Linked DNA regions of Homo sapiens: all the other regions are linked to region 3. A link is a loop called in an ENCODE intact Hi-C map of the cell type or tissue named here. Cell type or tissue: endothelial cell of umbilical vein. All regions are shown on one strand. Each heading gives the region's core, and the rest is flanking DNA. Links, peaks and the distances in the headings are about the cores only. Region 1 overlaps SASH1 (SAM and SH3 domain containing 1). Region 2 overlaps SASH1 (SAM and SH3 domain containing 1). Region 3 overlaps SASH1 (SAM and SH3 domain containing 1).

Region 1 (10,184 bases), core at 1,527-9,526, 58 kb after region 3:
GAAGATACACCAGTGAAGAAAACACACAAAATTTCCTTCCCCAGGGAGTTTACATGCCACTGTTTATATATGTATACCATATACCAAAATATACAATGACTTCAAGCTGTATGCTGAAGTCATATGGTGGGCTTGTTCATACTCCTTAGCCTTCACTAAGGAATACCTTTCCCTTATGAATTATTGTTCCCTATTTTTTTAATCGTTATGTACCCTTTGTCTTTGTCTTTGAGTATACCATAATTTGTGTCCCCCAGTTTGAACTATTTAGGCAATTTCCAATTTTTTGTTATGATAGAAATAAGTGGCTGGGCACAGTGGCTCACACCTGTAATCCCAGCACTTTGGGAGGCTGAGGCGGGTGGATCATTTGAGGTCAGGAGTTCGAGACTAGCCTGGCCAACATGGCAAAACCCCGTCTCTATTAAAAATACACAAAAATTAGCTGGGTGTGTTGGCGCGTGCCTGTAATCCCAGCTACTCAGGGTGGCTGAGGCAGGAGAATCACTTGAACCTGGGAGGCGGAGGTTGTGATGAGCCGAGATTCCGCCACTGCACTCCAGTCTGGGTGACAGAGTGAGACCCTGTCTCCAAAAAAAGAAAAGAAAAGAAAAGAAAGGAAAAGAAAGGAAGAAAGGAAGGAAGGAAGGAAGGAAGAAAGAAAGAAAGAAAGAAAGAAAGAAAGAAAGAAAGAAAGAAAGAAAGAAAGAAAGAAAGAAAGAAAAAGAAAGAAAGAAGGAAGTGACTATGAACATCTTTAAATGTGTATCTTTACCTTAAGAGTTCACTGTCTCCTTAGGGCCAATTATTTTTATTTATTATTTTTTCTGAGACAGAGTCTCGCTCTGTTACCTGGGCTGGAGTGCAGTGGTGTAATCTCAGCTCACTGCATCCTCCACCCTCCGGGTTCAAGCAATTCTCCTGCCTCGGCCTCCCAAGTAGCTGGGACTACAGGCCTGTGCCACCATGCCCAGCTAATTTTTGTATTTTTAGTAGAGACATGGTTTGACCATGTTGGCCAGGCTGGTCTCGAACTCCTGACCTCAGGTGATCCACCCACCTTGGCCTCCCAAAGTGCTGGGATTACAGGCATGAGCCACTGTGCCCAGCCAGGGCCAATTATTAGATATGAGTGTAGCAGGCTGAAAAGTAGGAACATTTGAAAGACTCTTGAAACACTGTTGACCACCTGGAAATGTTCTACAGTCTGCACTCCCACCAGCAGCACTCTTGCCCTGTTCTTATCTTATACTTCCCAGTATTTAGGGAGAAAAAGTTACCAGTTTGGAAAGTAATCTTATTGTGCTTTTAAACTATATTGCTCTCGTTATTTATAAGAGCACACATATTTTTCTATCCTTATTTGTCTGACCCATCTCTTAAAGTCATTTGCTCATTTTTCTATTTAAAGTAATGTCTTTCTTGTTTATTTATCAGCACTTTTTATATAGTGAGCCATTTAGTCCATTATCATAATGTGGCACATTTTCTTCCAGATGGAGAATATGCATTTTTGTCCAACTTCTCTACCAGGTAAATGACGAGGAGGGAAAGGAGAAGGCCCTCCTCTTGGTATAGAGGAAGGGTTGGCTTTTCAACCAGAATCTCTCTACCTAGGCACAGCAGCAATGACTCAGTCACTGTGATGGCAGTGCCCACAAGCACCAATGCCCAAGAATCCCATTTGTTTTGCAGACAGGGCTGCTTTTATAGTGCCAATCTATGCTTTCTGCCTGAGCTGCCAGAACCATGCGGGGTCCAAGCAGGCATGTGAGCATGGAGATGAACTCTGTTCTGGATAAACAGTACTCCACCTTGTCCCCTCCTCCCATATTAGTAGTCAGTGATCCGTGTGAATTTAATTGGTTTCCAGAAAGTGAGTGTTACGTGTATACGTCAGTGTGCCACTTTAGAGTTGTAGAAAGAAAAAGTTGGGCCTTGTGGCTGTGGATGAATGAACATGACCCTGACAAACAGCTGCTGTTCTGAACAGCGAGATAAATTTATGTTTAAACCACAGTAAACTATGCAACCAGGTAATAATTTTGAGCAATGAAGTATGTTTGCTGTAGTAACCATTACAGACACAGATAAATCACAGTAATTTCAACGTGGCACTTTTGCCATTCAATAAATGGGTATTTTAAATTTCATTTGCTTTTGAACTAAGTTTCATAATTTATAGAGTAAGTCATTCAAAGATTAATGCTCAGAAGGGAGGAAAATCACTATACAAGAACAGAAACATGTCATTTATGTATATTACATTGGAACTTTGTCCGCCTGTTTCCATTATAAACCTGATTTTGCAAACATTTATAATAGACCAATAAAAAGTTTGCCCTGGGCTAGAGTTTGCCATTTGTTTCTGAGATTCCAATTTTTATATAATTCTTTTCTTTCTCAAATAATATGATATCTATCCGTGTGTGGTTTTTTGTTTGTTTGTTTGTTTGTTTGTTTTTAAGATGGAGTCTCGCTCTGTCGCCAGGCTGGAGTGCAGTGGCGTGATCTCGGCTTACTGCAACCTCTGCCTCCCAGGTTCAAGCGATTCTCCTGCCTCAGCCTCCCGAGTAGCTGGGACTACAGGCGCACGCCACCACGCCCAGCTAATTTTTGTATTTTTATTAGAGACAGGGTTTCACCATGTTGGCCAGGATGGTCTCCATCTCTTGACCTTGTGATCCGCCTGCCTCAGCCTCCCAAAGTGTTGGGATTACAGGCGTGAGCCACCGCGCCCAGCCCCATGTGTTTTTTAATGTGTTACATCATTATACAACATGACTAAGTCAAAAGTTTATTTATTTTAAAAGCAAATTTGTGGCTGATGATTTCAGAATGTATTGGCTTGCAATTGATTCTGGAGCTTTTTAAAGATGGTTACACAATATTTAAAGATGGTTAGAAAATATGGTTCAGAGAATGAGAAAGTGGTTAAATGTCATGATAGCACCACATGATTTTACAATAGCAAAGACAACAATAATAGTGACACTTCATTAGTACAAAATGTGAGCTGATCTATTAGAGGAACCATTCAAATTTAGCACCTCCTGTTTGATCAGGCTGCATAATTTTGTAAATCCCTTATTCAGTCACCCAATCTGCATACTAATCAGTTCCGACGTTATTTATATGATAACATGAAAGCCTTTAATTTTTTATATTCTCAGTTACTGTTTCTCTTGCTTAACTGCGAGCTCTTGAAGGTCAGTGACTGTTTTTTTATACTGCCAGTACCCAGCACGTCAACTGAGTACAAACTGGTCAGGAAACACTCGTTGAATAGATGAAGACATAAATGTTTGTTCAGTTGTAGGCTGTTGCCAACTTTGGAAGGTCGTCTGTTTCAAATGTTTGAGTGATTGGGCTAGAACTTGCAGTTCCTTCTCCCATTAAAAAAAACTCATGTAAACGATAAATTATACCACAATAACTTAATTTCATTTCCAATGATTACACTCCAATCAAGTAGTGGAATTATAGTAGTCGGTCAGAGGTCTGACCAGTTTCTGAAGAAAAAAAAAAAAAATCCCCATCCCAGACAGCAGACAGTCCTGCAGTCAAGCTTGAATGCTCCATTGATGTGGTTTCCACATGTTGTAAGTAATTTATTCTATTGTTGGACACCTGGCTCTGCTTGCCCTCCTCCCCCATCCTTTTTAATAAAATGATGGTGAGTCCATCTTTGTCTTTTAAAAAATTTTTTTTCTTTTAGAGACGGTGTCTTGTTCTTCTTCTTTTTTTTTTTTGGGGGGGGGAGGTGGGACAGGGTCTCGCTCTGTCACCCAGGCTGGAGTGCGGTGGCGCAATCTCAGCTTACTGTGGGTTCAAGTGATTCTCCTGCCTCAGCCTCCCAAGTACTTAGTATTACAGGCATGTGCTACCATGCCTGATCAATTTTTATATCTTTAGTAGAGACGGGGTTTCACCATGTTGGCATGCTGGTCTCAAACTCCTGACCTCAAGTTGTCCGCCCACCTTGGCCTCCCAAAGTTCTGGGGTTACAGGCGTGAGCCACCATATCCGGCCAGATGGGGCTTGTTCTGTTTGCCCAGGCTGGAGTGCCGTGGTGCAATCATAACTCACTGTAACCTCTAACTCCTGGCCTCTAAGGATCTTCCTGCCTGGGCCTCCCAAAGCACTGGGTTTACTGGTGTGAGCCACTGAGTCCAGCCTCCTCTTAACTTTAAAATCCTTAGTCTTGATCATCCCTTTTAGAGCACTGAAAACCAGGCCAGACTTCAGGTGGGGCTCCAGATACACCTACCCCTTCACCTGCAGGCCACTGAATCTGACTAGAAGCAGCTCTGAGCAGCCTTCTTTGGACCAGTAGTTCTCAAAGTGTGGCTCCTCAGCCTGTAGCATCAGTGTCACCTGGGAACTTGGTAAAAATGCAGATGAAACTCTTGGGTAGGACCCAGCAATCTGTGTTTAAGAAGCCCTCCAGGGATTGCAAGGCACTAAGTTTGAGAACCGCTGACAGGGCTTATTGGAACATGGTCCCAGGGCAGAGCGGTGTAAGTGATTCCCATGAGCAGTACACAGGATGGGTGATGTGTACTTCAGCGGCATACTTGGTCATCATGGTCAAGGGTCCCTGAAGCTCATGGAAGAGATGAATTGAAGCTTCAGGCATGGAGTCCAAGGTGCAGTGGTCAGATGTGGTGGGAGGCAGCTCTGGACCAGCACGGCCAAGCTAGCTTCAGGATGAACACTGCATGCACAAGGCTGCACGCAAGAACTTTGTCAGTATATTGTAGTACCTAATTGAAAAATTAAACTAGATTTAAAATCTGTTATGTTTTCATAAGAGATTTCACTGTGTCTGTTAATGAAATAAGGTGCTTTTACATTCTTGAAATAGAAATTGCCGTATTTCTGTTGGCTGTAAAATGCTTAATAAATTTAAAATGGTTGTAAAAAAGGTTAAAACAATTTTTACCTCTTAGTTTGAGTAAAACTTCTTGTTACTAATAACCAACAAGAACATCAAGAGATCATCATTAAACATCTTGATCTGGAATGGCATATAGTTCTTTCAAGCATATAGACAGTTATTTCAAAGACAATTATTTTCAAAGAAGTAAGCTCAACATTCTTGAAAAAATTGGAAAATATTTTATTTAAAAGTATTATGTCAATTCGATATTTAATATCTTCACTAATACTCTGATTTTTTCTCTTTCCCCTCCCCTCCCCTCCCCTTCTCCCCTCCCATCCCCCTCTCCCTTCCCCTCCCCCTCCTCCTTTTTTTTTTTCCCTGTCCCCCTGTGTCCCCCAGGCTGGAATGCAATGGCACAATCTTGGCTCACGGCAACCTCTGCCTCCTAGGGTCAAGTGATTCTCCTGCCTCAGCCTCCGTGAGCCACTGTGTCTGGCCTGATTTTATTTTCTCAATGGTCATTAGGTATTACTTTAAAAGAATACTTCTGGCCAGGCGTGGTGGCGCATACCTGTAATCCCAGCACTTTGAGATGCCAAGGCGGGCAGATCACCTGAGGTCAGGAGTTCGAGACTAGCCTGGCCAACATGGTGAAACCTGGTCTCTATTAAAAATACAAAAGTTAGCTGGGTGTGGTGGCACACGCCTGTAATCCCAGCTACTGGGGAGGCTGAGGCAGCAGAATGGCTTGAACCTGGGAGGCGGAGGCTGCAGTGAGCCGAGATCGTGCCACTGCACTCTTTTAGCCTGGGCAACAACAGTGAAACTCCATCTCAAAATAAATAAATAAATAAATAAAAATAATAATACTTTTTTTTCCATTTAAAATTTTCTCAGTTTCTCCTAGTGTGCAGTGCGCTCTCATTGTCAGGGGACCGCTGTGGGGAAAGGGGTCGGACAGCTCTGCACTGGGCAGTTCCCTGCTCCCTGGAAGGCTTTCCCATGTTTATATTTTTCTTCCCTTCTCTGTGTAAACAGCCCTGCTTCCTCCAATTGATCCTGAGTATTTGATACCATTTCCAGACACCATTCTAGTGAAGGTGCTCTGGTTTCCATTGTCCCCGGGAAATGTGGCATCCAGAGCTGAGCAGAGTTACCCAGATGTCATGTGCCTGGTGCCCGAACAGAAGGAGTGTTGTACCTGTGGCTTAGAGTTGAAATGCAAAGTGAGTGACTTAAGAATTCACTAGATGGAAACCCCACTGAAGTGGTGCGTGTCTGTTTCACTGTTTTATCCTCGTTGACTTATGGGCTCAGTAACTATTTTTAAAATGATGGAATGATTAGATGAAAGAGGAGATGGAAAAAAACAGAGAAAGCAAAAGGAAATGAGCTTATGTAGTGCTTCCTGTCACTTTTGTCTTATGTTAGTCAATCCCAGTGAGCAACTGGATGTACTCAGAAGATCACTTAGTGGTCGGGCACGGTGGCTCACACGGGTAATCCCAGCACTTTGGGAGGCTGAGGCGGCTGGTCACTTGAGACCAGGAGTTTGAGACCAGCCTGGTCAGCATGGCAAAACCCCATCTCTATTAAAAATACAATATATATATACATGCTCAGTGTGGGTGGTGCGTGCCTATAATCTCAGCTACTCGGGTGGCTGAGGCAGGGGAATCACTTGAACCCAGGAGGCAGAGGTTGCAGTGAGCTGAGATTGTGCCACTGCACACTGCACTCCAGCTTGGGCAACAGAGTGAGACTCTGTCTCAAAAAAGCAAAGGAGATCACTTAGTGAGCATGGGATGAGAACAGGGAGGGTGAGAGGATTCTGGGGATAGCCACTACCATCTAGAATGGCCAGATATCATGGTCTTTACCCCTGGGAAATTCACCCAGGGGGTGGATTATAGTGTGGATATGCCAAGTCCTGCTAGTAGAATGAAAAATTGAATTATAGAACTTGTTGGATTTGTTTTTTAGGATAACTAAAATGTCTTCATGGACACTGTGTCTTTTAATGATTACATTTATATAACATGACACTCTGGTGTTTTGTACACTGTAAAAGGTGCATTCTTCTAACACAACACTCACATCTTATTGAAGTGATCCATTGCCACATTGTGGTGTGTAGATCTTATTCTTATCTCCATGCAAAATGCTTGGTATGTGGTATGCACTCAACATTGGTAAAGTTGTAGCTTAAACGATCTAGTACATAGTTTTAAACAAAGACAGTTTAGACATTAAAGCAGTATACGCCTTGTTTGACATGAGGTGTGGGAGCACCAAGCTTGACCCTCTTAGATTCAAATTACTCCTGAATTTAACCAATTCAACTCTGATGTATTTTAGCACAGCCATGCTTCAAGATGGTGGAACTTACCCTCCTGTCTTCCCAGACTGATTTCTGTTCCTGCCCTGGGTACTTCTTGTCTCCTCTGAATGGGTACGGGAGTGTGGACCTCAGGGAGGCCCCCTTGGTATGCTCCTCCGCTTTCATTCGGGGATCTCAGACCTAATTTCAGCTTTGCCCAATGTGAAAGCATTTCCAGAGCAAGGTGACTTCTTCAGGAATTTTCCATGTGGTATCTTTCAGAGTAATAGTGTGTTATCTCTGCCAGAAGCCAGAGGAGAAATTTTTACTCAGAGAAAGAGCCATTTTCCTATGGCTACCTTAAGACATAAAAGTATAGTAACATCCATCTCGTAACTGATCATGTTGTCTGTCTGTACTGTAGCATCCCATGGCTCACCTTTTATGAACTAACTGAATCCCTGGGCCTACTCTACTTTGTAGTCTTGTTCCCTCTGCTATTTGTGTCATATAAATTAATTAGCTCTTTAGCTTTTTACTTTTATCATGTAACACTGAACTAAGTTACTTAGCCATCTTAAGTCATTTTCTGGAACGTGGTGAGGCCTAAATAAATAAGTAACTAATAACTGCAGAATATAAACTATCAGGCCGGGTGCGGTGGCTCATGCCTGTAATCCCAGCACTTTGGGAGGCCAAGGCAGGCGGATCTTAACTTGAGGTTAAGAGTTCGCGACAGCCTGGCCAACATGGTGAAACCATCTCTACTAAAAATACAAAAATTAGCTAGGTGTGGTGGTACACATCTGTAATCCCAGCTACTCGGGAGGCTGAGGGAGGAGAATTGCTTGAACCTGAGAGGCGGAGGTTGCAGTGAGCTGAGATGGCGCCACTGCACTCCAGCCAGAGCCACAAGAGTGAAACTTTATCTCAAAAAAAAAAAAAGAGAATATAAACTAATACAGCAAAAGGCTCAATTATTTTAACAGAGAGCACTAATGGCTGGGTGGAAATTGCCACTTCAGGTTTCTTTCTTATGAAAGCTTGCAGAAATTCACTGATCCCTTAATTATGGTGAGACTTAAAGGTTGCAGTTAGTGGAATAGAATTCTTCAGCTGTGAAATAAAAATTTCCCCCTTAGAACCTTTCTTCTTTGATATGATGGGATGAGAGTACTTTTCCTTCAGTTTCACTCGGAAGAAAATTTCTTATACCAGGCCAAGAGCTTATGGGGGTCCAGAACAATGACTAACATCTTCTGCTATACCTCGAGCAATACGGGTGAAATGAGACATGAAAAGCTGAAGAGTTAGGTATGGATGAAGAAACTGACAGGCCACTACTGATTTTTACCTAAAAGTGATTAAACATTACAACATTCTGTTTTAAGTTCTTATGTATCTAGGTTGTAGATCTTAAATATTTGTTGAATTATTTTTGCTTCCTAGTGTAACTCTGCAATCCAAAAGTAAATCTTAAATAAAAACATGAAAATACACATCCCATGCAGTAAAATTGCAAACACAAATTAAAGGAAGGAAGCTGGGCATGGTAGCACATACCTGTAGTCCCAGCTATCCAGGAGGCTGAGGCAGGAGGATTGCTTGAGCCTGGGAGGTCAAGGCTGCAGTGGACTATGACTGCACTCCAACCTAGGCCTGGGTGACAGAGCAAGACCCTGTCTCTTAAAAAAAAAAAAAAAAAAAAAAAAAAAGAGGAAGGAAAAAAGAGTCAGGCTTATTGGCAAAGTGATCCAATTTAAACAAACCAGGCCTAGGACAGTTGTTCACACTTCTAATCCCATCATTTTGGGAGGCTGAGGTGGGAGGTTTGCTTGAGGCCAGGAGTTTGAGACCAGCCTGGCCAACATAGCAAGACTCCATCTCTAAAAAAAATAAATTAGGCATGGTGGTGTATACCCACAGCCCCAGCTGCTTGGGAGCCTCAGGCGGGAGGATCACTTGAGTTTAGGAGGTCAAGGCTGTAGCGAGCTATGGTCACACCACGGTACTCCAGCCTGGGCGACAGAGCAAGATCCCATCTCTTTAAAAAAAAACAAAAACAAACAAACAAACAAAAAAATCAATAGATTCCCAGTAGTACTCCCTTGTACAGGGAGCCTGTGCAAGGCTGTAGAAAGTAACATTCTCAAGGGGATGTCCTGGCAGATAGTAAATGCTAAGTAAATAGATTTTGATGGATTGTGGTGGCATACAATGAATTTCAACAGGAATTTATTGGAAGGCCATTTACAGTCTAGTTGAGGAAAACCAGTAAGTGAGTAGAAGAGTCGCTACCCATAGGTACATTTAATGAATAAGTGATGTGGCTAGTCATTGGTGTGCCCATACTCAGGGATATCATTTAAGGCCCAAGTGGGCAGAGAAGGTTAAATAGGAGAGCGTATTGGGATTGGAGCTAAAGGATGAGTAGGATTTGGATGGATAGAAAGGAGAAGCACTCTAGGTAGCATAAGCAGAAGTGAGACACCAGGCTCAGTCTGCACTCAGGGAGCAGAGGACATGGTAACTGTTCACTAAGAGGGTTTATGATCAGGCTATTTGGTGAAGGGGGCTTCTTCTTCTGAAACGTGGACTTCATCCTGTCAGTATTGTGTTTCCATGAAAGATTTTGTGGATTTCGTTTTGTTTTAGTCAGAGTCTCGCTCTGTCACCCAGGCTGGAGTGCAGTGGCGCCATCTCAGCTTGCTGCAGCCTTCGCCTCCTGGGTTCAAGCGATTCTCCTGCCTTGGCCTCCCAAGTAGCTGGGATTATAGGCGCATGCCACCATGCCTGGCTAATATTTGTATTTTTAGTGGAGATGAGGTTTCACCCTGTTGGCCAGGCTGGTCTCAAACTCCTGACCTCAAGCGATCCACCCGCCTTGGCCTCCCAGAGTGTTAGGATTACAGGCTTGAGCCACTGCACCCTGCCTCCAGGAAAGATTTTGGAAGAGAGAAGTGACACAGAAGCAGTGAG
Region 2 (10,184 bases), core at 822-8,821, 74 kb after region 3:
AGCTGTAGTGTAAACCATCAGCTATTCTCTGAATAAAGGGGTCATGGCTGAGCAGTCAGGTGCATGGCACATGGCACATTATAGGAATTACTCTTCTGCTCTTTTGTCATTGACATCATGTGACACTCATCAGTGTTATAATAACGGAATTTTGCCAATAGTTTATTCCATTTTTCTTTCTCCAATCATTTATAGGTCCTTAACTTAGTGGATGACTTTACAAGCTTCTCCTCAGTTGTGCAATATTTTTACTTTAGAATGTGTTTGCTAGAAGACATGCATCTAAATGATGACTGTAATCTCTTATCCTCGGGGGATAAAATTAAGAAGACGTCCTGAAAAAGTTATTCTCTTACTTGGTCTTAAAAAAAACAAGTCACTAGAAATATCACTATACAAGATCTCCTGCTCAACATCAGTAAGCTGCCCTTGATAAAACAAACGTCCTGCATGAAAACATTGCCTGTCTCCATGATTTTAACATTATATGTCAAACTATAGCCCCAATCAATTTTCTGAAAAGTAGCTAAACAAGCTGGGCGTGGTCATGAACTATAGTTCTAGCTACTTGGGAGGCTGAGGAATGGCTTGAGCTCTGGGCACAAGACGGCATTGCGTGATGATCACGCCCATGAATAGCCACTACACTCCAGTGTGGGTAACATAGCAAGATGCTGTTTCTTTAAAAAAAAAAATTTGTTTAAATAGCTAAAAGAATCAAATGCCTATTATAAGTAGCAAATGAACATGCTAAGATGAAATGATTAAAATTTTGCTTCCCTATCATCAAACATTTAATATGGTTGTTAATAAGCAACTACTTTGTATGCAGGGGCAGGTACGTTTTGCATAATGTACCATATATGTTACGTTTGTGATATGACATGGCAAATGATGCACTTAGCAAATAAAATCTATTCAAAAAAATGCAGATAAATAAAAGAAGATCGTTTCCTAGCATGACTATTATGATTACTAGTGAGGTAGAAACTTAGAGCTTGAAGAAAAGGTAAAAATGGAGGAGGGGAGGTGAATTGAACCAGTCACTTTTGCTGATGGTTATAGAAGGTCATGGGCTGCAATTGGGTGTTAAAGGAGCAATTTCAGAGAAAATTTCAGACAAACTAACAGTTTAGTTTCATCATCACTCTGAGTTCTCTGTACCAACTCCTGAATAGGAAGGAAGATTTGGGATTAAAAAATTGCTAATTATACTTTTGCTTACCTCCTGCCATTTAAGTTTGTAAATTTCTCTATGTGAGGCTGAAAGGTTAGGTCCTGGAAAATTGTGATTGGTCTGTAAGCACCAGAAATGTCCAAAAGTATATATCCCCTTTGTTAACTGCACCTGAGCCTGACATCCTACCATTCACATTTGGAATATATAACTCAAAACATTGTCCATATACTGTTTGGTAGAAATGGTGTATCAAGTTTGGTACAGAAATATGTCTGTCATGAACAGCGGCAGCAATGAAAACCAGGAGGAGGTTAATGAGAGTTCTATGGAGGTTTTACGCCACTGTGATAACTGTTTATAACAAGGGCCTGAGATTAGGGGAAGAGTGAGTTGCCAGTTCATTAAATTCTTGTCCATTAAAACCCATTTCTCTTTCTGGCCGCTTGTCTACAGTCATCCCATTCTCAGATGTACTCATCCCAGCACATTCTTTTTTTTTCATTGTGGCAAAAAAAAAAAAAAAAAAAAACCAAAACAAACAAAAAAAAAAACCACGTAACATAAAATTCACACTCCCAACAGTTTACCCAAGTGTGCGGTGCAGCGTTGTCAGCCACATGCACATTGTTGAGCAACAGATTCCCAGAACACTCCCCCACAATCCTGCATGAAAGTGCATTCATTCCGATACTCTATATTCGTGCTGGATTCCTGTTCCTTATTTAAAAGTATAACTTTGCTCTGAGTTATACTTATTTTAATACTTTATTGCTACTTTTATACATCAACAAAAGGTTTTCGGTATTGGTGTAGTTTTATAATTGTGTTAATGATGAAAAGGGCAATTGAACAATTAGATGCATGTGAAAATGCATAATTTACATAATTTATTTTTATCACAGGTAATTTGTTTATCTAAATACTCTTCGTTTTCTTTTACTTTCAAAGGAGATACAGCCTCCTTGAACTATGAAATGAGGGTGTTACACCATATGGTTTTATCTGTAATATTCTTTGATTCTTCTGCCTCTCACAATTTAATGATATTTCAGTGCATTCTTAATATCAAGTATTTATATTTCATTTATCAACTCGATACCGCGCGAGTGTTTGTTTTTAAATTTCCAGATAGGTCAGTTCATTTGTGTTAGGGAAGTATAGTGATTTTTAAGGCTGCAAGATAACATTCAGTTAGCTTCCCAACTTCCTAAAGACATTAACAACTTCTCCTAAGCTATTAAGTGCTCTGAATACATTTAGAACTTTAAAATTGGATTGGGGCTGGGCGCGGTGGCTCATGCCTGTAATCCCAGCACTTTGGGAAGCTGAGGGGGGCGGATCATGAGGTCAAGAGATCGAGACCACCCTGGCCAACATAGTGAAATCCCATCTCTACTAAAAATGCAAAAATCAGCTGGGCGTGGTGGCGCATGCCTGTAATCCCAGCTACTTGGGAGGCTGAGGCAGGAGAATCACTTGAACCTGGAAGGCGGAGGTTGCAGTGAGCCGAGGTCATGCCACTGCACTCCAGCCTGGTGACAGAGCTAGACTCTGTCTCAAAAAAAAAAAAAATTGGATTGGAAGTCTAGTGTCGTTGGAAAACAGCTAAACTCAAATGGGTTGCAGTAAATTCAGTGTCTTAGTGACCAACTAAGTATATCCACAGAATTATTTCACCATGAACTGTCAGTCCCCTTGACTGAAATTGTGCTTTTTTTCTTCTGAAATAAAATTGTCAGCAGAGTCTGGCAACAAAGTTTGGAAAATATTTCAATCTTAGGGGGCTAGAGCTCTCATTTTAAAAGTATTTTAGTTTTCCCAGAAAATCTGTTTATCTCTGCCATCTCCTCCCACTCTATACCCCAACCTTTCCCGAATCCTCCCCTCTCTTCTTACATGTCTATTTGTCTTTCTCGCGTGTGACATGTTTGGAAGTCCCGTTAAACTGGCATCTGTTCTGTTTTAGGAGAAACCCGATGCTAGCCCCACGTCACTTCAGCTGCGGTCCCAGATCGAAGTAAGCACAATGACTTTAATCATCTAGTTTTGCTTCTGCCTTTTTTTTTTAAGTGACACTCTGTACAAATCAGATGAAGCCTGCTGCTCTGACCACACTGACTATACGAATCTTCTCTCGTAGGAGTCGCTTGGCTTCTGTAGCGCCGTGTCAACCCCAGAAGTGGAAAGAAAGTAAGTCTTTCTCCCTCTGCCCAGGACCACCTTCCAAGAAGGTGTCTTTTAGGTCCATGCTGACGGAAATCAAACAGGCGATCATGTGCGTATGTACTATGGAGTTATGCGATGTCATTTTCCTTAACATGTTGCATGCATGTGTGTGTATCTAGGTGGCTAAGAGTGTGTTTTGTAATGCAGTTGGTGATGTCTGAGGATTTTGTGAAGAGTTACTGATTTTACACTTATTGTGAATAAACCCTAAATAAATCTCCGGAAATAGAAAGGGAAAGGATAGGTGCATTAACCAAGATGGATTTTCATCTTTTACATTAATTTTTAATGTAGGATAAAAGTTATCAAGAAGCAAGATACAAATATAAAATATACTATATTCCAGAATAAACCAATGATTAAAAACCCGTCTTCTGCACCTCATTTTGGTAGGTGACCTTAAAACAACAGTGAATGTGTGTGTTAAAAAATGGCAAATGATCCCTAGCGTTTCCTGTTAAAGGTAATATTTTTGCTTCCTTGACCCAACTTGGACCCTGTAATTTCTGCTCTCATGGAAGCTAATTTTATGTTTCTTGTTATATTTTCAGTATTTCTTTTAGGCAACATAAATAAGACAAAAACAAGAGAATCTTTTTTCTAAAACCTTTTCTTTTTCTGCTTTATTGCATCATCATTGTACTAGAATGTTCTATTTGTGATCTTCCATGGTAAAAAATTTTAAAGAAAGTCCACATCTCTAAACAGACGCTTCCTTTGGCACGGAGCCACTTGTACGTTCATGCCAAGGGAGGCACAGAAGTGGTTTAGGCATCAAGTATTTCTGGAATGCAAAGCACACGTTGGGGAGAGCGTGTGTGTGCTTTAGAGCACAGCTTTGCCTAATCCATCCACGTGTGTGTGCTGCTGGCACAGGCGGTTCTGGGAGGAGGGCTGCTTTGCCAGAAAGCTATAATTCTAAACTTAAGAGGCTTTGTGGGTTTTGTTCTGGTCTGAGGAACGTTGTGGGTGATGTACCATAGCAAACCAAGGCCACTGCCCACTCAGGTTGAGAAGATAACTGTGCACACCCCATCAGCTTTTTTTGTTTTGCTTGCCTTGCCTCCTCCCAGGAACCTAGTAATATGGAGGCTGAAATAGACAAAAAAGGCTCAAGTTGACATTGACTTTGAACTTGGAGGTATTGTGGTGGGGTAGAAGCATCGAGTGAACGGGCTGTAGCTTTTCCTGCCCTAGTTTATTATGTGCCATGATTCAGGCTGAGAGCTCAGGTGTTCCCTCAGAATCTCTGAATCCTTCAGGAAACGAGAAATGTTTGCTCTTCCTCCTAAGAGGAAGTGACTCACCAAATTTGTACTAACCTTAGTTAGGCTGGGTAGTACTTCTTCCCCTCAATTGTGGAGAGTCATTCTTTCCGTGTTTATATCCTTTACTTAGTAAAATGTGGCATGGCTCTTGTGGCTGAGAGAGACTGATGGCCTCCTCTGAGGTTAACAAAAAATTTTAAACACACGCCCACTGTCTCCATTTGTAATATTGTCATTTTGCCTCTGTAATTTTAAGTGGTTCAAACTTAATGTGTTTCTAAACAATTTGAAAGTTTAAAAACATTTTGTCCTTTATTTCTCTGTTAATGGCTTTTGAAAACTATGCTATCCTTTGCTTTTAACTTAAAAACACTTTCTTTTGAAAACTTTTATGGCTGGGTGCAGTGGCTCAGGCCTGTAATTCCAGCACTTTGGGAGGCTGAGGTGGGAGGATCACTTGAGGCAAGGAGTTTGAGATCAGCCTGGGCAACATAGTAAGACCCTGTCTGATCCAGCACCAGCCCCCCGCCCCCAGCCCCCCCAAAATTAGCCAGGTGTGGTGGTGCCCACCTGTAGTCCCAGCTACTCGTGAGGCTGAGGCAGGTGGGTCCCCTGAGCCCAGGAAGTTAAGGCTGCAGTGAGTTGTGATCATGCTTGGGTGAAAGAACAAGACCCCATCTCAAAAGAAAAAAATATTAAAATAAATTTAAAGTTACAGTAAAGTTTCAAGGATTGAGAATTGTGCAGTGAATGTTCATGTAATCTTCACGTGGGCCACCAGTTGTTGACATTTGCACACTCCTGAGCTTTCTCTCTCTCTCTCTCACACACCCCCTGCCCCCCACATACACCACCATTAATTATTATTACTGCTGGCCTGTTTGAGAATAAATGGTAGACATCATGATTGTCACCCCTAAATGCTTAAGCAAATATTTCCTAAGGACAATGACATTCTGTTACAGAATAATATAGTATAATGACCAAATACAGGAAACTTAATAACTTTTTCTAATACATAGTTTCTATTCAAGTTTTTCTTTTTCTTTTCTTTTCTTTTTTATTTATTTATTTATTTTTGAGAGGGAGTATCGCTCTGTCGCCCAGGCTGGAGTGCAGTGGCGTCATCTCGGCTCACTGCAACCTCCACCTCTTGGGTTCAAGCTATTCTCCTGCCTTAGCCTCTTGAGTAGCTGAGATTACAGGCACCCGCCACCATACCCGGCTACTATTTTTTGTATTTTAGTAGGGACAGGGTTTCACCATGTTGGGCAGACTGTTCTCGAACTCCTGACCTCAAATGATCTGCCCGCCTCAGCCTCCCAAAGTGCTGGGATTACAGGGATGAGCCACCGTGCCAGCTGTATTTGTTTTACTAATTGTCCCAATAATGTCTCTTTTAGCAGTGTTTTTCCAATCCAGCACTTTTTAGAAAAAAAAAAAAAAAAAAAAAAATGGCTCACGGCATGTTGGTGTCACGTCTTTTGTCACATTTAATCTGAAAGGGTTTCTTAGCCTTTTTCAGAGTGTAAGCTAGTTGTTTGATGAAGTATTTGTTGTTTAGGGTTTATTTGTTTTTGTGTTTTTTTGCGCCACAGTGCATTATATCGGGGGCCCGTGATGTCCGTTTATTTCATTATTAGTGATATTAATTTTGGTCATTCACTTAAGGTGGTATCTGCCAGGTTTTCTCTGAGAAGTTACAATTTCTTCTTTGTAGTGAATATATATATAATATATATATTATATATAATACATATTATATATTTTTATATATATTTTATATATATGTATGTATGTATATACATATATTGTGAGGTGATCCTCTGAGACCGTGAAACTATTATGTTTCTCATCAAACTTTTACCTGTTGGTTTTAGATTCTTTCCATGATTCTTGCCTGAATCAGTGTTACTGTGATGGTTGCAGAAGGGTGATACTTATTCTTGCATTGATGATTATTTTGTATAAAATCTCCCAAGAGGTTTTGTGTTTAAATTTCATTTGCTTTTAAAGATGTATCACCCTGAAAATCCTAAGTCAGATTATAATTTGAATAGGTTTGATGCATTGTCGCTATAGAATAATTTATACATTGTATTTGAAGATGCAAATAGACAATCTCACTATTCCCTTACATCAAAATGCTTGCTGGGAGCCTTGCTGTTGAGTACAGGACCCTCAAAGGGTGACCTGGCGAACCAGTTGGCTGTGTCTGGTTGGTGTCTGCAAAAGTCTCTGCCAACCAAAATATCATTCTGCGTCAGAGTGGTGTTCTGTGGGCAGAAGTTTTCTCTGCTTTTTATTCCAAAAACAAGAGAACTTAGAAAACACATGTGGGCAAGACCTGCAGGGGCCCACCCTTAGAAGCAGAAATGCAAAGAAGGAGGCAGCGTGGAAGCTGAGCACTGCTCCTGCGACTCCTGCCTCGCAGATCCAGTCTCCCAGCTTGTCTCAGGGACCCCCTGTGTGCACGCCTCTGTCCTCCTTGCCCAGCTGAAACCTATTCTAAGGGAGGTATCTGGCCTTAATTATGTTTCAAATGTCTGTTTCTAAAAAATAACATCACTTCTGTCAGTAGTATTTAGCATTTAACAGGGTTTAAAGTCTCAAGTCACAGGAAGTTAGCTCTGACCAGAAGAGGGGGAGGGAGAGAGACAAGCAGTGAGATTTCCGACATACCTGGCATCTCAGCATCTATTGTGGATGCCCCTGCCAAGTGGGGCTGCTGACCTCTAGATGTGCTTGACCTGCATATACAAGAGGTGGGTTGATAGGTAGGTGATAGGTAAGTAGGTGTGTGGAAAGAAAGAACAGACCCTCCCTACCCCATTATGAGTTTGGTGGGGTCCCCATTCATCCTTATTTTCTTACACTATCTGGTCTCTCCATATGCTTTCACTGGAAGTTTAATAAAGAAGGCCAAGGGAGATTTCATTTGAGCCTCTTCTCTTTATATCTATCTACATCGCTTATTGATGAGACTATCTGTTACTGGAAGGGGGTCCTGATCTAGACCCCAAGAGAGGGTTCTTGGACCTCATGCAAGAAAGAATTCAGGGCAAGTCCATAGAGTAAACTGAAAGCAAGTTTATCAGAGAAGTAAAGAAACCAAAGAATAGCTACTCCATAGGCAGAGCAGTGGCATGGGCTGCTCGACTGAATAGACTTACAGTTGATTTTTGATTATATGCTAAACAAGGGGTGAATTATTTATGAGTTTTCTGGGGAAAGGGCAGGCAGTTCCCAGAACTGAGCATCCCTCCCTTTTTAGACCACATAGGGTAACTTCCAGATGTTGCCACGGCACCTGTAAACTGTCATGGTGCTGCTAGGAGTGTCTTTTGGTGTGCTATTGCATTATAATTCACATATAATGAGCAGTGAGGATGACCAGAGGTCACTTTCATCGCCATCTTGGATTTGGTGGGTTTTGGCAATCTTCTTTACTGCATCCTGTTTTATCGGCAGGATCTTTGACCTGTATCTTGTGACACCAGTCCTGCCAACCTCCTGTCTCATCCTGTCACTAAGAATGCCTAGCCTTCTGGGAATGCAGCCCAGCAGGTCTCAGCCTTATTTTACCCAGCCCCAGTTCAAGGTGGAGACGCTCTGGTTCAAATGCCTCTGACATACCTGCTTTATTGCTCAATCTCGGATTTGTGTCAACTGGCTGAACAGGTGAAATTAACTAATTTTCTATTACCAGACACTTTTAAGAATATTTAGAGGGTAAGGCTTTTCTTGAGAGGGCTGGGAAATAGCTTTATAACTACAACAAATGAGTTTAGCTACGAGTCGCAGAAAACCTGACAAATAGTGATTCCTTAGACACATCTGAGTTCCATGAATGGGTCCAGGGCTGGCTCCATGACTCAAGTCGGCCTTCAGAAACCCAGATGGCTGGACTGCTTTCTTTTTTCTTCTTTCTTTTTCTTTCCCGTCATAGCCTCAAAGTGGCTGCTGCATCTTCTAGGTGGGAAGAAAAAGCAGGGCGAAGAGAGGGAAGAAGGCAGTAGGTCCCAAGGCTAAACCTTGTGCTTTGCAGAGCTTTCCTAGAAACCCTGTCCACCACATTCCAGTGTGTGCCACTCATTTCCTCGTGCAGCAGCTGTTTGCTGACCAACTACCGGTTGTAGAAGGCTCCCTTCAGGGGGCCCAGGATATAGTGATGGACAGAACTGTCACGAGCTTACGTTTGAAGGCAGGGGCATATACTAGAACAAAAATTACATATTTAAAGTCATGGTATGGAGAAAAATAAAGCAAAGAAAGGGGACCCAGAATTGGGTCACTTGACCACCATAGCTATAAGGGAGTTTAGAGAAGTGAGCATTTTTAACGGAGCACATTGCTATCCTGAACAACATAGGGTTCTTTTTTTTTTTTTTTTTTTTTTTTTTTTTTTTTTTTTTGAGACGGAGCCTCACTCTGTCGCCCAGGCTGGAGTGCAGTGGCGCGATCTTGGCTCACTGCAAGCTCCGCCTCCCAGGTCCACGCCATTCTCCTGCCTCAGCCTCCCCAGTAGCTGGGACTACAGGTGCCCGCCATCATGCCCAGCTAATTTTTTGTATTTTTAGTAGAGACGGGGTTTCACCGTGTTAGCCAGGATGGTCTTGATCTCCTGACCTCATGATCCGCCCGCCTTGGCCTCCTAAAGTGCTGGGATGACAGGCGTGAGCCACCGTGCCTGGCCAGGGTTCTTTTCTTAAGGAAAGAGGGTGAATAGACATTGCGTAGGAGACTAGCAGTATTTTCTATGAAAAGTTTAACTTTTATTTGTATGCATGTAAACAAAGGAATCTGAAAATTACCTAGATGTCTGACAAGCTGTGTGTCAAGATTCTTTAGTGTCATTACATTCAAGGAAGCCAACTGTAGGGAGGGCCACCTGGCTATTTTGTAATATGTTTATGGAGGAAATCTTCATGGGGTGGTTTATATAGACTAAAAATTGAAAAGGCATAGACAGGTAATAATAGGTGATGCTTATTGAGTTCTTATTATGTGCCAGGAACTGAGCTAAGCACTTAACATTGACTCACTTAATACAAAAATCCTACGAGATGACAAATGGTATGATTCCCATCTACAAATGCAAAACTAAAGGACAGAGGTAAGTTGCCCAGGGCCACACACTTACTAAGAAGCAGTACACAGATTTGATCCCAGTTAAGAACCCATAACCCTAACCACAGAGCTGTAATTCCAAAGTCCTTAGAATGCATTGCTTATGCAAATACAGAGGCTAGTGGCAAATCGTGTTCGTTAGCATCAAATAAACAGCAGCAGGTAAAACCTACACTTCAGGGCTCCCTTGAAAATAGGAGCAAATTCTACCCTCATCCAGATATAAGCTAGGTCCCAGTTATTTATCTGTAGAGGCAGGAAGGTCCAAAATAAATCTCAAAACTTCACCTAAGCCAATATTTATAACTTCTTTTCTACTAAGTCTTTCACTGGAGTTGAACATTCACTGATTTAGTTTCACTTTTTTTCATTATCTGTGG
Region 3 (10,184 bases), core at 1,289-9,288:
CGCCATCTTGGCTCACTACAACCTCTGCCTCTCTGGTTTAAGAGATTCTCCTGCCTCAGCCTCCCGAGTAGCTGGGATTACAGGCATGTGCCACCATGCCTGGCCAAATGTCCAGCATTTCTTACTAGGTTCTATGAGATAAGCAGTGATGTGGACTGAGCAATGAGGAAGAGATTGCAATGTGCCCCATCTTCCCTCCCACACAAGGCCTCAGTCTAATGCCCCTGGTTTTCTCCCCTTTCCTGCTTGCCATTTTTACTATTATATGCCTTTTTTTTTTTTGAAAGTGAGGTGAGGGTGAGGGTGTGGTCGTATGAGGAAACGGAGGCTTAGGAATGCTTTCCATCTTTGTTTTAAAATAGTGGAATTGAGCCTGGGTAACATAGTGAGACCCCTTCTCTACAAAAAATAAAAAATTAGTCAGGTGTGGTGGCGTGTGACTGTAGTCCCAGCTACTTGGAAGGATGAAGCAGGAGGATCACCTTAGCCCAGGAGGTTGAGGCTGCAGTGAGCCATGATTGTGCCACTGCACTCCAGCCCGGGAAACAGAGCAAGACCTTGCCTCAAAAATACATACATACATACAAGTAGTGGAATTGAGTTAAAGTTTCCTAAAGAAGATAATACCTCTTTGTTTTCCTCTTTGAATCTCAACTGCTACCTATCCCAACTGCCACCCAGGACAGAGCTGGGAGAGAGGGTGTGGAGAGAAAGTTGTAGTGCAGCATAGAAGTCTTATTGGTGCAGGGATTCCTGAAGTGGCTTCTTAGGTCTGGGCAGATATGCTGATGTGGGGCAGGGACCCTGGCCAAGGGTTTTGGGCATGGGCTGCATGGCTGCAAAGGAACCTTGGTGGTGATATCCATAAACACAGGGCTGCCCTGCCTCACCCCTTGGCCTCACCCTTTGAATTCCCTGTCCTCAATCCTTTGAATGCAACATCAGATGAATCACGGTGTTCTGGAGGACGTGGCGGTGGATAGTGTTAGGGACGGAGTGATTGAGGCTCTTCTTTATTTTTTTTATTTATTTATTTTTTTGTAGAGACAGGGTTTCACCATGTTGCCCAGACTGGCCTCAAACTCCTGGGCTCCAATGATGCGCCTGCCTGGGCCTCCCAACACTTCTTTTTTTTTTGAGATGGAGTCTTGGTCTGTTGCCAAGGCTGGAGTGCAGTGGCACGATCTTCGCTCACTGCAACCTGCACCTCCCAGATTCAAGCAATTCTCTGCCTCAGCCTCCTGAGTAGCTGGGATTACAGGCGCCCGCCACCACACCCGGCTAATTTTCTGTATTTTTAGTAGGGACGGGGTTTCACCATCTTGGCCATGCTGGTCTTGAACTCCTGACCTCGTGATCCACCCGTCTCGGCCTCCCAAAGTGCTGGGATTACAGGCATAAGCCACCACGCCCGGCCGATTGAGGCTCTTCTTAACCTCTGCTTCAGACCCCTCCTGGTACCACCTCACTCCCTGGTCTTTGAGGCTGTGTAAGATGTGCAGGCATCTTACAAGATTTGGAGAGTCAGAAATCACTCCTTGCTGGATTGCTGAGGGTTAGCAATGAAAGTAAAAGAGGATATGGAGAAAATGGAAACCACTTATAGGATATTTTATTCCCTGTGGATTCTATAATGGACATTTTAATTAAACTCTAATGGGACATACATTCTAAAAAGTTCTGATCCCTGAATAAATTAATATTAATGCCCACCATTCATTCAGAGTAAATGCATTGAGAGAAATGTCCTCACCAAGTAATATAAAAATGGAGAGTTAGAAAAATAAAATTTCCCAGCTCATCGGCAGCCCATCCTGTTGGTAAAGGACTGCTCCCTCTGGTCCATTACTGCCCATTACTTCCTCCAGCTCCACGTCAATGACTCATGCCAAAACCTCCATCACTTCCCTTTGGAGATTATTACACAGCCCAGCAGACATCCTATTAAGAAACTTCTTATTAGCAGAGGAAAAGGAAAGTTTTCACGTTGAGATCGAGAAGGAAGATGATTCATGGTCACGAAGGGAAAGGTCCCCTGAAGTCTTGAGAGATGGCTCACCACTGCTCCACTTTCCTTTGGGGACACACACACTCACCATTAGCTGTGGGAAGTCGATGGGGTGTGTGGAGAGGACCATACTCAATTAAAAGAATGACAGTGGAATCAGTAATTTTGAATCAAGCTCAGCGATGGATTACAAAAGCAAGAGTGTAGACTCCTAACTAATGTAGGGTGGAAGTTGAAACGTGAAAGTTGCCTGTCCTGAGCACGTTTAGAGTTCACAATTCAATATTCAAGAAGAACGTAAGGCTAGCAGTTGCTATAGTTGGGACAGGAAATGACTCAAGTCCAAAAGGAAGGTTTCTGTAGATACAAGGTCAAGATGAGAATAGGTTCTGCCACGGGAAATGGGAAGAACACAAGGATAGAGTCTGCATCATCCCCAAGGGTTCTGACCATAGGAAACATTGCAAAATAGTACAAATGAAGCATGGAGTCAAAGATACCAATATTAAAAAATTAAGAACATTCCATGATTAACAAAAATTTTCCCTCCGGCCGGGCACAGTGCTTCATGCCTGTAATCTCAGCACTTTGGGAGGCTTAGGAAGACAGATCACCTGAGGTCAGGAGTGGGAGACCAGCCTGGCCAACATAGTGAAACCCCATCTCTACCAAAAATACAAAAATTAGCCAGGCATGGTGGTATGTGCCTGTAATCCCAGCTACTTGAGAGGCTGAGGCAGGAGAATCACTTGAACCTGAGAGGCGGAGGTTGCAGTGAGCTGAGATCGTGCCACTGCACTCCAGCCTGGGCACCAAAGTGAGACTCTGTCACAAAAAAAAAAAAGAAAGGAGAGGAAAAAGAAAATTTTCCCTTCAAGTATTTCACTGTGTCAGGTACTTTGTGATCAAGCTAGCTCCCAGCTGTCATGCCTCATTATCATATGATTTACAACCCATGATTGCTTTTTTAAATCGTATGGTCTGTTGACATTGCAAAATCAGTATTTCTCTTCTTTGCACATTCTTTAGCACCTACTATTTGTATCAGTCATTTGACATTTACAGTATTTAGGAAGCCTGATGGCCATTTTTTGTTTTATTGGATCAAATTCTTTTACTATCTTTTTTTTTTTTTTAACTGAGACATCTTGCAGGGCACAGAGTTCTCTGCAAAGATATTGTTGGTTCTCCTGGTAGAGGTGATGAGGAGGGGGTCATACTGAAGTACATCTCATTCTTGCCCACCTCATGACCATATTTCCCTTTAAGAATTCAAATGATGCATCCTCCATGATCGATCCTTAAGCACCTTTGATGTCTTGCTCTCCCTTGCTGAAATGGCTCACATAATGGGAGCTTTAACTGAAGGAGAGATGGAGCTAGGAATATAAAGATCATTTTTGCCTGGGTGTAGTGGCTCATCCCTATAATCCCAGCCCTTTGGGAGGCTGAGGTGGGTGGATCGTTGAGCTCAGGAGTTCGAGACCAGCTTGCACAACATGATGAAACCCCATGTCTACAAAAAAAAAATACAAAAATTAGCCGGGCAGGGTAGCTCGTGCCTGTAATCCCAGCACTTTGGGAGGCCAAGGCAGGCAGATCACCTGAGGTCAGGAGTTTGAGACCAGCCTGGCCAAAGTGGTGAAACCTCATCTCTACTAAAAACACAAAAATTAGCCAGGCGTGGTGGCGTGCGCCTGTAATCCCAGCTACTCAGGAGGCTGAGACAGGAGAATTGCTTGAACCTGGGAGGTGGAGGTTGCGGTGAGCCGAGGTGGCACCACTGCACTCCAGCCTGGGGGATAGAGTGAAACTCTGTCTCAAAAAAGAAAAGAAAAAAAAAAATTAGCCAGGCATGGTAGCGCTGCCTGTATTTCCAACTACTTGGAGGGCTGAGGTGGGAAGATTGCTTGAGCCTGGGACATTGTGGCTGCAGTGAGCTGTGTTCGCGCCACTGCAGTCCAGCCTGGGCAAAAGAGGGAGAGCCTGTCTCAAAAACACAAACCAAAAAAAACCCATAGAGATCATTTTTGAGAAGAAGTTTAAGAAAGGTAGACACTGTGCTGAGGAACTTAGTTGCTAAGATATAGACACAAGAAAATATTGGATACTTGGAAGGAGACGAGCAGACAACAGAACAAGAAGAACTTCATTTAAAGTCTTGTCCGGACTTGGTGGGGCGATGGTGCATTTCTGGTGTCTGACTTGCAATGTCTGGATCCTGAGTATAAGCTCGGCAAGCATTTAGGTTTGGGCCTGAATTTTGTCATTTGTAAAACTAAAAGAAAATAGGGATTCCATTTGTTTTGTTTGTTTGTTTGTTTGAGATGGAGTATTGTTCTTGTTGCCCAGGCTGGAGTGCAATGGTGCGATCTCAGCTCACTGCAACCTCTGCCTCCCAGGTTCAAGCGATTCTCCTGCCTCAGCCTCCTGAGTAGCTGGGATTACAGGTACGGGCCACCAAGCCCGCGTAATTTTTGTATTTTTGGCAGAGACGGGGTTTCACCGTATTGGTCAGGCTGGTCTCAAACTCCTGACCTCCTGATCCTGCCCGTCTGCCTCCCAAAGTGCTGGGATTACAGGCATAAGCCAAGGATTCCATTTGGATACGCTTCTGCAAGTAATTTCCCTTCCTTCTCATCATCTTTGGGTTCTGATGGATTCTGTAACTAGTGGGTAGCTTTTTTTTTTTTTTTTTTAAGACTGAGTCTTGCTCTGTTGCCCAGGCTGGAGTGCAATGGCGTGATCTCTGCTCACTGCAACCTCTGCCTCCCAGGCGCCTGCCACCATACCTGGCTAATTTTTGTATTTTTAGTGGAGGCAGGGTTTCACCACATTGGCCAGGCTGGTCTCGAACTCCTGACCTCAGGTGATCCACCTTCCTCGGCCTCCCAAAGTGCGGGGATTACAGGCGTGAGCCACCGCACCTGGCCACAGTGTATCTTTTTGTTATTGTATTAGGTTGGTGCAAAAGTAATCGCGGTTTATAATTATGCTTCCTTAAGCTAAAAACTTAGGTGAGAACACACCTCAGTCCTTTTAGCAATCCTCAGTTGAGTCTGACCATGCACATTCTTACTTACAAGTTTTAGTTGTCTGAGCCACCGCTTAGCTTGGTTTTTAGTTGCATGGCTGCCAAAGAATTGTTTAGCCAGAGGCCCTGCGCAGGTCTGCAGGGAAACAGAACAAAACACATTGCTCTTGTTTACGTCCTCGGGCTGAACCACCCATTTCTCTGTAGCAGTCAGGATTTCCTCAGGAAGCTTTCCTTGGGGAGGGTGGACCAGGGTGAAGCAGGATGTGATGACACGCAGCCCTCCTGCCCTCTGCAGCCAGCTGAGGTGAAGCCTCTATCTGTATCTGGCCTATGCTTCCTAGTCTGTGAGTTACAAGTCCAGGTCTTCTGCCCCAGGTTGGGGTGATGGAGTTGGTGGGGATGGACGGAGCTGCTGCCCCCATCCCCCTGGCTCCTTACTTCCATTTCATTTTCTTATCTGCAGTGCTGGGGTGAAAAGCCCAGGAGGGGGACACCCCTCGGAGGCCTCGAGTGCCTGGGTGGCAGCGGCTGTGCCAGCATTTCAGTCACAGCTTTTCCCATGGGGCCTGTGGGTGGAGTCGTTCAGGGCTGCGGGGTCTACCGCAAGCCCAGCCTCAGGAAGAAATAATGGAGTGGAGGATGTGGCAATTTGGCCTGGCCAAGCACCCAGCCATATGTTTCCTCAATTCAGGTTAAGTGAATTATTCAACTGTACACTGTAGGCATCTCAGGAGTACTGTTAACTAACCCTAAGTTTTATTTTAAAATATTATGGGGTGGGGATTACTTTCTGTGGAAGGCCTCAGTAGATGGCTTTATAGTTTAAATAAGCAGTAAGGTTAGCTTAAGCTTGTTGTGTGCCCAACTGCAGTGAGCCCGTACTTCTGTGGTGGTGAAGGCAGATTTTGGAGTAGACAGGAATGGATTTGAAGCCAGGATCTGCTCTCTTTTTTCTTTTTTTGTTTTTTAGACAGAGTCTGTTGCCCAGGTTGGAATGCAGTGGCACGATCTCGACTCACTGTAACCTCTGCCTCCCAGGTTCAAGTGATTCTCCTGCCTCAGCCCCCTGAGTAGCTGGGATTACAGGCGCAAGCCACCACACTCAGCTAATTTTTGTGTTTTTAGTAGAGACGGGTTTTCACCATGTTGGCCAGGCTGGTCTCAAACTCCTGACCTCAAGTGATCCACCTGCCTCAGCCTCCCAAAGTGTTGGGATTACGGGTGTGAGCCACTGCTCCCAGCTAGGACCAGCTCTTTGTTAGCCATGTGGCAGTGGACATGGAACCTTCCTGCTTTGATGTCCTCATTGGTGTTGTGCATTAATTGAAATGATGTACAAGAATACCGACAATGTAGTATAGGTATACAGATGCTCAATAAATGGAAATTTTCCCCTTAATTCTCATCCTTCCAACCTCCCCCACATGCGCGCGCACGCGCGCGCACACACACACACACACACACACACGGGGTTCTATTTGTTGTCTGATATAGATACAAGAATCTTCCTGGGCTCTGAATCCACAAATATCAGGAAGTCAATAGAAGGCATTTAGCTTGTTTTACAAACTTGATCAAATGGAACAAAAACAAATAATTTTCAAGGCATTCATATGATGTGGGAAGTTGCATGCTGTCTCTTACTCTGGAAGATACGGATCCATTCACTTGTGGAGCTTTTAGTAAATGCCTGCCTTGTGCAACATTGTGGTGGAGCTGCAAAGAGTTATGAAGGAAACAGACACGTGCATTGGCCTGGCAGAGCTGTACGTGTTGGGGAGAGTACCTGGATGTGCTTAAGTGAAACAACTAGAAATCATCAGCGTGTGCAAGGTAGAGAGACTGGCTGCTTGTTCCAGGAATGCAGCACAGAGGGAGAATCTGTCTTTAGTGGCACAGCCTGCTATGAGAGGGGAAAAGGCTGTTTTGGAAGCTGGGTTTGTCATGAGTCTCTGGGACTTCTGCAGACTGTTTTCATCTGTAGTCACATCTGCTTCACATGTTGAAACTGTTTCTACTCAGGCAAAGGTGATTTCATTATGATGCAGGAAAGTTTTTTGAAGATAGTTTAAGAGTTGGTCATCATAGTCTATTAAAATGATAAGCAACAGTGGCCATTGTTAATGATAAGAGTAATCGTTATGGAGTTCTGGGTATCAGACACTGTTCTGAGTGTTCTACATGGATTATGTCTTTATTTGGCAGCAATGCAAATAATACCTGAGGCAGATACCTCTCTCCAAGACACAAAAAAAATTTAATAACTTTCTTAAGGTCAGAGCCTAGCATCTTAACCACTCTACCATACTGGCTGTTCCCTTTCCATGACAAAAAAACCCAACCTGGCCGGACGTGGTGACTCATGCCTGCGATCCTGGCACTTTGGGAGGCCAAGACGGGTGGATCATTTGAGGTCAGGAGTTTGAGACCAGCCTGGCCAGCATGGCGAAACCCCATCTCTACTAAAAATACAAAAATTAGCTGGGTGTGGTGGTGTGTGCTTGTAATCCCAGCTACTCAGGAGGCTGAGGCATGAGATTCGCTTGAACCGGAGAGGCAGAGGCTGCAATGAGCCGAGATCATGCCACTGCACTCCAGTCTGAGCAACACAGCGAGATTGTCTCAAAAAAAAGAAAAACAAAAAAAAAAAAAAAAAAAAGGAAAGAAAAACCCAACCCAAACCAGCAAAAACAAAAATCCAACCACCTCCTCAAAAAAAATTCTCAAAATAGATAATTTGTTAATAACAAATAGCATTTTTCTCTTTTGTAAGTGGAAGGCAGAGGTGAGGAAGGATAGAAGGATAGATCAAGTGAAAGTGACCTTTCGAATGTCCCTGTCTACACAAAGTATTCTGTGGCCTTTTAAGTCTATCTGTACATCTTTTATTAAAAAACAAATTGTGATATATAGACAAAACCCAAGACAACTCTAAAAAACAAGTAGGTAATTAACTATCACTGGAGATTTAAAGATGGTTGGCAAGATTTGGAATCAGGAGGAAATTTACACAGAACTGGTGTGTGGAAAGTTTTGAAATACTGGTCCCAGCATCTAGTCCTTGAGTCATCCCTATGTTAACACACTAGGTTGAAATATCTCAATTTCAGGTTTTTCCTTTTCTTGTCTCTTAACAGTGCCATCTTGGTTTTCTCCTATTAAATTCTCTCTTTGCTTTGGAGTCTCATGCTTTTTCAAAAATATATTCTGACCTGGCCAGGTGCGGTGGCTCACGCCTGTAATCCCAGCACTTTGGGAAGCCAAGGTGGGCAGATCACGAGGTCAGGAGATCGAGACCATCCTGGCTAACACAGTGAAACCCTGTGTCTACTAAAAATACAAAAAACTAGCTGGGCGTGGTGACGGGCGCCTGTAGTCCCAGCTACTCGGGAGGCTGAGGCAGGAGAATGAAGTGAACCCGGGAGGCGGAGCTTGCAGTGAGCCGAGATCACACCACTGTACTTCAGCCTGGGCAACTGAGTGAGACTCTGTCTCAAAAAAACAAAAGACAAAACAAAAAAACCCTACAAAAATATATTCTGACCTAATAAGGGTCTCATTTTTTCAAAAATATGTACTGACTTTATAAGGTATTCTCAAATGAGGACTAATACATGTTTTTTATGTAAGAAGTGAAACGCTGTCATGAAAACACAATTGGTGAAGGATCTTACCCAGTGCCTTGTGCTTACTGTCATTCTCTTGGCGATCTCCTTGAATGTTGCTGTGAGAATACCAGCCTCACAGAAGTGTGTTTCAGGAGTGGCCAATCTCCCTTCCCTCCTCCATGTTTTACCTTCTAAGGTCTTTGTTGCCACAGAGGAGGATGGGGAGAGAAGAGACCAATGTCACTGGGCTAATATTTAAGAGAAAATGAAGTTAAGTTGAAATTAACTGACTGATCTCTTTTTGGGCATTTTCTGAATTATATCTATGGAGCACCTAGTTGGCTATTCTTTTTTTTTTTTATCCAGGCTGGAGTGCAGTGGCGCAATCTCAGCTCACTGCAACCTCTGCCTCCTAGGTTCAAGTGATTCTCCTGCCTCAGCCTCCTGAGTAGCTGGGATTACAGGCACCCGCCAGTACACCTAGCTAAATTTTTTTTTTTTTTTGTATTTTTAGTAGAGATGGGATTTCATCATGTTGGCCAGGCTGATCTCAAACTCCAGACCTCAGGTGATCCACCTGCCTTGGCTTCCCAAAGTGTTGGGATTACAGGCGTGAGCCACTGTGCTCAGCTGCCTTGTTGGCTCTTCTGCAGTTTAGCATGAGAGTCATGTCAGGTCCCCACTGCCACTCTTGTCTGTAGGGAGGTGGGTACAGATCTGACTTGAGTTTAGGTCAGAGCCAGGATGTCCTCTGGGTTCATGGTGGTCCTAAATAAGGAAAGGCAGAGTGGGGGCAGGGAACCTCCTGCACTCAGGCCCCTCCATGCACCTGCCTCCCCGTGACCCAGGAGGATGGTGAAGTACCTGCCAGTTCTTGGAGGACAGTTAATTCTAATGGCCTACTGAGAATCTTTGTTTCCTGTATTTGTGGCCTGAGTTTGCTCCTGGAGGTCATAGGCCTTATTCTGGGATGTTTACTATCAGAACCATTTCCCCCAGTAGTAGTTATTCACTTACAAATTGCAAAAAATTATCCAGAGTTCTCAATGTAGATCATTTATGACCTGGCTATGCAAAATGCCTGGAAAAGGTCTTCACTCATTTTTATAAAATGGGATAATGCAAACACTTATTTTCTGATTATGTAAAATTGTTTAGATTGCAGTTACATAAGGAAGCACAGTACCACCCTCCCATGAATCCAGAAACACTAGCATGTAAAAACCTGTTTTTGCTGCCACGCTCTTTCCCTTTCAGACTTACACTAGAGCTAGTTCTTTATAAGGCTTGTTTATGGAATGAAATAATTTTCCTTTGGTAGTGGCTGTTTTGCAATATTATGCTCCTACATTTTACTTTCTCACATATATAAAACTAATAAACTACATAAACATAGACGTGCCAGATGTTAGAACTGACGCCTCTTAGGAGTTTGTTTTTAATAAGCTTATGTAATTAACACCTTGAACTGTATTCCATTTGTTTCTTTTGAAATCATACAAAGAGAACAGGATGATATACATGCATAAGG

The links. Peaks named below come from ENCODE experiments on the same cell type or tissue, not always from the same donor. Only the 100,000 strongest peaks of a DNase experiment are listed, where the experiment ranks them.
Region 1: it touches region 3 in a loop (4-fold over the local background); 2 of 110 quality-filtered maps call a loop at or near these places.
Region 2: it touches region 3 in a loop (6-fold over the local background); 5 of 110 quality-filtered maps call a loop at or near these places.

Annotation. Positions count from the first base shown.
Region 1 is chr6:148,420,493-148,430,676 of GRCh38, forward strand. All of the region lies in intron 2 of SASH1 (SAM and SH3 domain containing 1), which reads left to right. Among named protein-coding and RNA genes, the nearest start is that of SASH1, 83 kb to the left of the region's middle. In endothelial cell of umbilical vein, for the core only: no CTCF peak of the experiment used is centred there; DNase peaks (open chromatin) are centred at 3,369 and 6,119; H3K27ac peaks cover 4,945 bases.
Region 2 is chr6:148,437,038-148,447,221 of GRCh38, forward strand. SASH1 (SAM and SH3 domain containing 1) reads left to right here. Exons shown (of 20, transcript NM_015278.5): 3 at 3,147-3,197; 4 at 3,321-3,370. Among named protein-coding and RNA genes, the nearest start is that of SASH1, 99 kb to the left of the region's middle. RefSeq lists enhancers at 4,556-4,850, 8,661-9,161. In endothelial cell of umbilical vein, for the core only: no CTCF peak of the experiment used is centred there; DNase peaks (open chromatin) are centred at 4,224, 4,664 and 8,764; H3K27ac peaks cover 6,120 bases.
Region 3 is chr6:148,362,283-148,372,466 of GRCh38, forward strand. The region is part of intron 1 of SASH1 (SAM and SH3 domain containing 1); the gene reads left to right. Among named protein-coding and RNA genes, the nearest start is that of SASH1, 25 kb to the left of the region's middle. RefSeq lists a silencer at 2,377-2,577 and enhancers at 4,264-5,140, 5,141-6,016. In endothelial cell of umbilical vein, for the core only: no CTCF peak of the experiment used is centred there; DNase peaks (open chromatin) are centred at 1,979 and 5,249; H3K27ac peaks cover 6,495 bases.